2 separate regions of the Homo sapiens genome follow, and region 2 is linked to region 1. Evidence: chromatin loops called from intact Hi-C (ENCODE). Cell type or tissue: CD14-positive monocyte. All regions are shown on one strand.

Region 1 (4,000 bases):
CATGCAATTTGACTAGAATTGCCAGCCATTGGGCTAGAAAGAGGCATTCTCCAAAAAAAGGTATAGCCATTCTGATCTAAGTATCTGCACTTCGCATGTTTACCAGGAATAAGTTTTTGAAATAAAGGTTTAGCTTTGGAAGTCTGGCTTCCCTCCAGCTATTCAATTAAATTAGCTTATTTATTAAGCACTACTTTCAATTCTATTTTAGACATTTTAAAACTACATTAATATTTTCAATCCACAAACATTTTTTGAGCTTACAGTCTAAACTCAATCTAGACTCTAGAGTTGTAGTGTCAGTGTGGTAGCCACTAGCCACATGTGGCTATTGAGCACTTGAAACATGGCTAATGCAATAAGAAATTGAATTTTAATTTTATTTAATGTTTCTTAGTCTAAATTTAAATTTAAAAATTGAGACTTGATTCAGCTGTTGGAAAACTTTCAAGTATGTTTGGACAACTTGGGTGTGTGAATCTACTCTATAACTACACATTTCATACACTCTAAATAAAGATCAAGTATTTCCAATGATAACTTAGTGTCCAAATTGAGATGTAAGCATAGGCAAAATAAGTACTGGGTTTCAAAGATTTAGTACATAAATGTAAAATACCTCAATAATCATTACATTTGACTACATGTTGAAATGACAGTATTTGGGATATATCGACTACATATATGGCTCACATTATATTTTTACAGGACAGTTCTAGAGTAATGATTTGTCCAAGAAAAGCTTAGACAACACAAGGCCACTTTATTACAAGACATAGGAATTGGAGAAGCTCTACTGCACCTCAACTCATGATCATTTTCTGTTCCCCCTTTACCTTCTTCTTCCTCTCCTTCCTCTAACAATGATGTGTACTGAACTCTTAAGAGCTAGAAAGATTGCTGACCCAAGGTTTAAATGATTTACAGTAATTTCTCTCTCGTTGATAGAGGATTTTAAGACAAAAGAACAGTATAATGACTTGGCAACTCAAATATAGGAGTATATTAGTAGCCCAATGGAAAAAAAGGTGTGAAAGAAACAGCTTTGCTTTTCCCCACGGACTGTCTTAGAAGTCATTTTCTAATAAGTCACTAAAACTACTTAATCACTTTTTTAAACTTTTAAAATCCTAAGTTCTGGATTATTTATGAAAGATGAAATATGATTACTTTATTCCAAATTGCATTTATTTTATAAATATTAGATACTAGATTTAAAAAATCATCATGAATGGAGAACAGCTTTCAGCCAAGCATTCTGTACCATCACAGAATGGATTTCAGTTATCATTATCTATATTTCCATGGTCACTCTCCTTCATGCTGCAGAAAGCAGAGAATGGGAAGGTGTCTTATTTAAGAACTCTTAGCAGCTTACACAGATTCCTTGATACGTGAAGATCAAGAAGTCTTGTCCTGACTCAATTTACTACAGAAATCCATTGACCATCCTGGAGAACAACCCATTTCAACAGTATTGGCAAAAACTGCTAGCTGATTCCCAGCTTTCTGAGCACACAGATAAGGCCACATTTCCCAGTCTCTCTTACAGTTACATGTGACTAAGTTTGTAACAGTGGAATCTGAGATGTATATGCTTATTTCTTTGCCTGACCCATAAAAATGTTCCACAAGTCCACTTTGTCTCTCTCCTCTCCAACTCTTTCCCTTTCTCTGGCTTGATAAAGAGAAGCATAAAGATCTTGGAAGCTGTACCAGACTGCAGAGCCACAGGATGGAAGGAACCTGGATTCTTAAGTAACTACTGGGAAGGACACCTACCTACCAGGAATACCCTTTTTGGACAGTCAGGTAAGCAAAAAACATACTTCTATTTTGTTAAGCCACTGAAGTTTTGGGGTTGTAACAGCAGCAAATGTCACCCTAAAGATATAATGAGCAACCCAAAGGACTGTAATTTAGCCTAAGGATAAACTATTTTCACAACTCTTGGTATCACCACTGAATAGCAAGACAGCACCTCATCCTTTGATCCCAATGATATAGGAGTTCAAAAAAATTATTTAGGCAGACAGTGAGGGTAAGGAAGTCCTTGATCAGGTTTCCCTTTTAATAAAAAGCAGCCTTCAAATCATTTCTTTTCTAACAAAAAACAGCCTGTAAAATTGAGCCGCAGACATAGAGAAGCAAGCTAGAAGCTTGCACGGGTGAAAGCTGGCAGCTGTGACAATAGGAAAAGGCTACCTAGGGGCTAGGCATGTTCAACATGGTGGCTCCAACTTCCCTTTTCTTTGTCAGCCATATGTACAGTAGGGAGCAGACAACATGGCACCAGCCAGGTAGAAAATCTGTTTGCATAATAAAAGATTAGATTGGGGTGGCCAGCTTCTTCAACTGTTATATAAACATCACACCTGGTTCAACCAATCTTTGGGCCCTATGTAAATCAGACACTGCCTCCTCAAGCCAGACTATAAAACCCTGTGCACTTCACCATGGGACCAGAAGACCCACTCTGGCATCCCTCTCTCTCTGCAGGAGAGAGAGTTATTCTCTTTTCTCTTTTGCCTATTAAACTTTCTGCTCCTAAATCCACTCCTTGTATGGCCGCATCTTCGATTTCCTTGGCATGAGACAATGAATCTCAGGCATTACCTCAGACAAACAACACCGCTTCACCACCTTTTCTCCACCCCCTTTTATGTGACTGGACAGACACGTAAACAGGTGAAGAAAGAAGGAAACTGCCAATGAGCATATGAAAAGGTGCCCAATATCACTAATCATCAGGGAAATATAAATTAAAACCACAGTAAATGGCTAGAATTAAAAACAACAGTAACACATACTGATGGTGAGGATGTGGAGCAAACAGAACATTCTTATGATGCTGGTGGCTATAGTAAATGGTACAACCATTCTGGAAAACTCTTTGGCTGTTTCTAATAAAAAGTTATACCCTATGTTCCAGCAATTCCACTTCTGAGTATATGCCCAGAAAAATGAGTCCTTGTGTTGACCAAAAGACTTGTAGTAAAATATTTGTAGGAGCTTTGTTCAAAATCTGAAAACAATCCAAATGCCTGTCAATAGGAGACTACAAAAATAATTTGTAGTTATTCATGATACAATAAAAAGAAACTATTACACAAAACAACATGGATGAATCTCACAGCTATTATGTTGAACAAAAGAAGCCATATACAAAAGAGAGATACTCTATGATTCCATTTATATGACGTTCAATAACAGGCAAACCCAATTTATGGTGATAAAAATCAGAATAGTGCTCTGGGCCAGGGAGTTGACTGTAAAGGGGCAAGAGGAAACTGTTTAGGGTGATAGAAATGTTTCACATCTTGATTTAGGTGATGGTTACAAGGAGCACACATAGGTAAACATTTAAGCTGTAAACTTAAGATTTGTGCATTTTATTGTAGGTAAGTTTTATTTCAAATTAAAAAAATTAACTTCCCCAAGATCACACAATTAGTAATAGGATTCAAACTTTGGTTAATCTGAGTCATTTCACCAGAGTAGGGTTCATTTTCCTAGTGAATTACATACACAGATGAGAAAACTACAGGTTTGTTACTATTTAAATAAGTGATTGGCATTACTCTCAGTACATATTTTATAGTATTCACACTATGATAAACTGAACTTATTTTGGCACGTATACATTCTAAATTCTACTCCAAATGATAGTGTTTTCTTTGTGGCATCATAGCAACAGTAATTCTGTTTATAAAACTGAAGTAAATTATTGGAACCAAACTTTCCACCTATCCAGATGACTGCTAGCCCAATAAAATACCTCAGCTGAAGAACAAACATGTTAAGATGAAATTGCCAGAACTTGTATTGCAACATTTAACTGGCATGAACACATTGGGAAGTATGCTTAGCTGATTGGCATCAGTGGATTATCATGAATAAATCTCCAGTAATGGAACAATCTAAGATTAATGAAACAATTGCTAGAGGAGGTATATAATAAGATGCCAAAATGGTCAATTAACAGGCATCACTCTTGCTG
Region 2 (4,000 bases), 44 kb before region 1:
TGTTATTACTATAATTGTAGTTGAATATTTCTGCATTTATTCATGCTGTGACCTTTGAGAAATAAACTTTCTCTCCTTTTCCACACCTCTAGACCTCCTTTCAGCCTCAGTTCAAAAATCATTATCTCCATGAAGGCATCCCCAACTCCCCAGGAAAAATTCTTTCCTATTGTTTCTGGACATCAGAAGGTTTTTGGCTTATTCCATGACCTACTGAAAAGTGCTCCCAGGTAGGCCATCCACAGGGAAACCCTTCCACTTTGCTTGGAAGAGATCCTCTTGGTGATAAATTCACAAAAATGCAAGTGGCCTAGGAGTTCTAGACAGCCTAGCTGGCCTGAGGCCATCAAGGGGAGCTGGGTATAGGCCTGGGGATTCCCAGGTGTTTTCTATTTCTCCATGTCCAACTGGTGATAATAATAACAACCCAAAGGGAAAGATGGAGGAAGAGGGGAAATGTCTCTATAAGACAGAAAAATAGCAGTAAACCTATAAAGGTGCCCAGATTCTCATTCTACTAGCAATTGATATTCAACACTGGGACTAGAACTGACAAATCTGGAAGAAAAGTCATTTGGATCATGGGTTATTGGGCCTTTATCATGCTTATTTTCTAAAACAGGGATAAGCAAACGACAGCCTGTAGGTCAAATATAGCCCATCTCTTGATCTTGCACAGCCTGTAGGCTTAAGACTATTTACATGCTGTTAATGGTTGAAAAATAAATAAAACGAACAAAAATACTTTGGGGCGTGTGAAAATTATATAATATTCACATTTCAGTGTCCATGGATAAAGTTTCGTTGGAAAGCAGCCGCACCCATTGGTTTATATATTGCCTATAGCTGTATGAGTGCTATAACAGTAGTGTTGAAAAGTTCTGACAGAGACCGATCTCCTTCTTAATATTACTATATTTACCATCTGGCCCTTTAGAAGAGAAATTTGCTGACTCCTGTTTTAAAGCATCTCTCTGACATAGGTTCTCGTAGCTATATCAGTGCTGCTGAGAATACTGCTTGTTTTTTTCATTTCTTCCACTGAAAACATAAAGTGGACTTCCCTTGCAATGTGAGATTTAGCTTAAAAATAAAGAATTTGGAATCACAGACTGTTTTGAAATGAAAAAGACTAAAGGTCATCTTACAATGCTTCCCAACATGGGCCCCCTTATTCATTATTCACAAGAAGGAAGTAATGAGCTATGTTAAAAATTTTTGTTAAAAAGGACAGGCACGGTGGCTCATGCCTGTAATCCCAGCACTTTTGGGAGCTGAGGTGGGCGGATCACTTGAAGTCCGGAGTTCGAGACCAGCCTGGCCAACATGGTGAAACCCTGTCTCTACTAAAAATACAAAAGTTGGCCAGGTATGGTGGTGTGCACCCATAATTCCAGCTACTTGGGAGGCTGAGGCAGGAGAATCGCTTGAACCTGGGAGATGGAGGTTGTAGTGAGCTGAGATCACACCACTGCACTCCAGCCTGGGGGACAGAGTGAGATTCTGTCTCAAAAAAAAGTTTTTTTTTAACCTGCAAATATTTACTTAAAACATCTAGCTTTTGGCTAGAATAATAATTAAAAATTATAAAATTTTCATTCTACAGAATTGGAATAAAGAGGGATGCTTGAGGTAGTAAAAAAAATTGGGGAATCATTGTCCTGTGGAATAGTGTTTGACAGAGGTCACACAGCAAATTAGTGGCAGACCATGGTCAATTGCCTGTTAGTTCTGGGTTTACAACCTTACTTACTATATCTGGATCCAGAAAGAATGAACAGTTTTATATAACACATTCTGGAAAGAGGCAGGGTATAGTTGAGTGTAGTAAATAAACAGATTTTTCCACTGTGCTTATAACTGGTGACTCATCTCAGCCAATGGGGAATCCAGGAGGAGGTCAACACTGGCTATGCCTCCCCTCCCTCTGCAGCTCCAGATCCCGTCCACAAGCCACTGGCTGCACACAGTAATCACCCAGAAGCTGTCATTGAGGAAACTTTTTGCTTCATATGGGATGTGAATCATGAATGAATCAGAAGCCTCTGCCTCCCCCATGCCCTGACTGATAAAACACAAGCTCCTGTACTTACTAAGTTCTCTTAACTGTGTACTGGGTATAACTGGTTTCCTTTCCTGGACTCCAAGTGCAGGTTAAATTTTTCCTATAGTAGTAGACACAGGAAATGTTCTCAGGCTTAGCTGGCAGAGCTAAATAAATTAAACACACACACACACAAACACAAAAATTTCAGTACACAATAAATATTGCCAGCATTGAACATTTTTAATGGAAAATATGCTGATCAAAAGCTAGATTTTTTTGGTTAGTTGCTAGGTGTAACCTAGCAATCAGGTTCAATGGAAAGAATCTAACTTCATCTCTTTAATTATTCCCTTTCAAGAGCTAGATTTCTACTTTTTAAGAAATCCCTTTTTACATTCTTACTTAAATGTAACATTTGAGCAGCAAGCATTTTTAAAACACCAAGAAATACATACAAAGTATTTGTGATATACTCAGTAAAGCATCAAATGGTAGAATCACTCTGGATAATTCATGGGTAACAGATGATGTGGGCATAAGCAAGAATACAACCATGCCACACTTCAACCATATGTATCAACAATTTTCTTTTCCAGAAGATTGTACAATAGAGAAATTTATGAAATATCTTCAACTGTATCTTCATATCTTAGAAATCTTGCTCCTGAGAGCTCCCCACCCCATAGCATCCACACTTTCATAGGGAAACCAGATACTACCATCTAGAACAGGGACCTAGATCTTTAAGGGGTCCATGGGTAGAATTCAGGGGTCCATGAACTTAAATGGGGAAAATTTACATCTTTAATTTTCACTAACCTACTGTTGAAATTTAGGATTTCCTTCCATCATAAGTGTAATCAACAAACTACAGTAATAGCATCATTGCCTGTGACTTTGTCACCATTATAAATCACAAATATTTTCATATTATATTTTCGTTGCTGCAGGTACCTTAAAATATTTATATGGTTTGGTTGTGCCCCCACCCAAATCTTAACTTGAATTGTATCTCCCAGAATTCCCATGTGTTGTGGGAGGACCCAGGGGGAGGTAATTGAATCATGGAAGCTGGTTTTTCCTGTGCTATTCTCATGATAGTAAATAAGTAAATAACCCACGAGATCTGACGGGTTTATCAGGGGTTTGCGCTTTTACTTCTTTCTCATTTTCTCTTGCTGCAGCCATGTAGGAAGTGCCTTTTGCCTCCCACCATGATTCTGAGGCCTCCCCAGCCATTGGAACTGTAAGTCTAATTAAACCTCTTTTTCTTCCCAGTCTCGCGTATGTCTTTATCAGCAGCGTGAAAATGGACTAATACAAATATGAAATACTATTATCACTATTTCTGAATTAAGGTAATTATTAATATTAGACCTAAATTAAGGCAATTATTAGGTCTTCTTATTTAATGTGTTAATAAAGAAGACCACATATTACCAGATCACAAATTTGTTTCTTTAATATTTTGATGATTTCATTAATATTTTGATGATTTCATTTCAGTATATTTTGGTATCTTTGTAATGCTATTTATTTTATTTGTGCATTTACAAACATTGTTTTGAGAATCAGCCCATAGACTTCACTAGATGACCAAGGGGTTGATCCTAAACATACACACACACACACACACGCACACACACACACGCACACACACACATGCACACACACATGCACACACACGCACACAAACACACGCACACACAAACACACACACAAACACACACACAAACACACATGCGCACACACACAAACACACACAAACACACATGCACACACACATGCACACACACAAACACACATGCACACACACATGCACACACACACAAACACACACATGCACACACACACAAACACACACACACAAACACACATGCACAACTAAGAACTAAGAGCAATTTTAGACTAAGGGCCATGTTCAGCTCTGAGGCTTATACTAACTTCTTTGTT

The links. A loop is a pair of places that touch in the nucleus more often than their neighbours do. Peaks named below come from ENCODE experiments on the same cell type or tissue, not always from the same donor. Only the 100,000 strongest peaks of a DNase experiment are listed, where the experiment ranks them.
Region 2: it touches region 1 in a loop (1.9-fold over the local background); 1 of 110 quality-filtered maps calls a loop at or near these places.

What each region holds. Positions count from the first base shown.
Region 1 is chr5:55,823,175-55,827,174 of GRCh38, reverse strand. No RefSeq gene overlaps it. Among named protein-coding and RNA genes, the nearest start is that of IL31RA, 26 kb to the left of the region's middle. In CD14-positive monocyte, no CTCF peak of the experiment used is centred here; no DNase peak of the experiment used is centred here; H3K27me3 peaks cover 331 bases.
Region 2 is chr5:55,867,002-55,871,001 of GRCh38, reverse strand. IL31RA (interleukin 31 receptor A) reads right to left here. Exons shown (of 15, transcript NM_139017.7): 3 at 2,094-2,211. Among named protein-coding and RNA genes, the nearest start is that of IL31RA, 18 kb to the right of the region's middle. In CD14-positive monocyte, no CTCF peak of the experiment used is centred here; a DNase peak (open chromatin) is centred at 1,971; H3K27ac peaks cover 485 bases.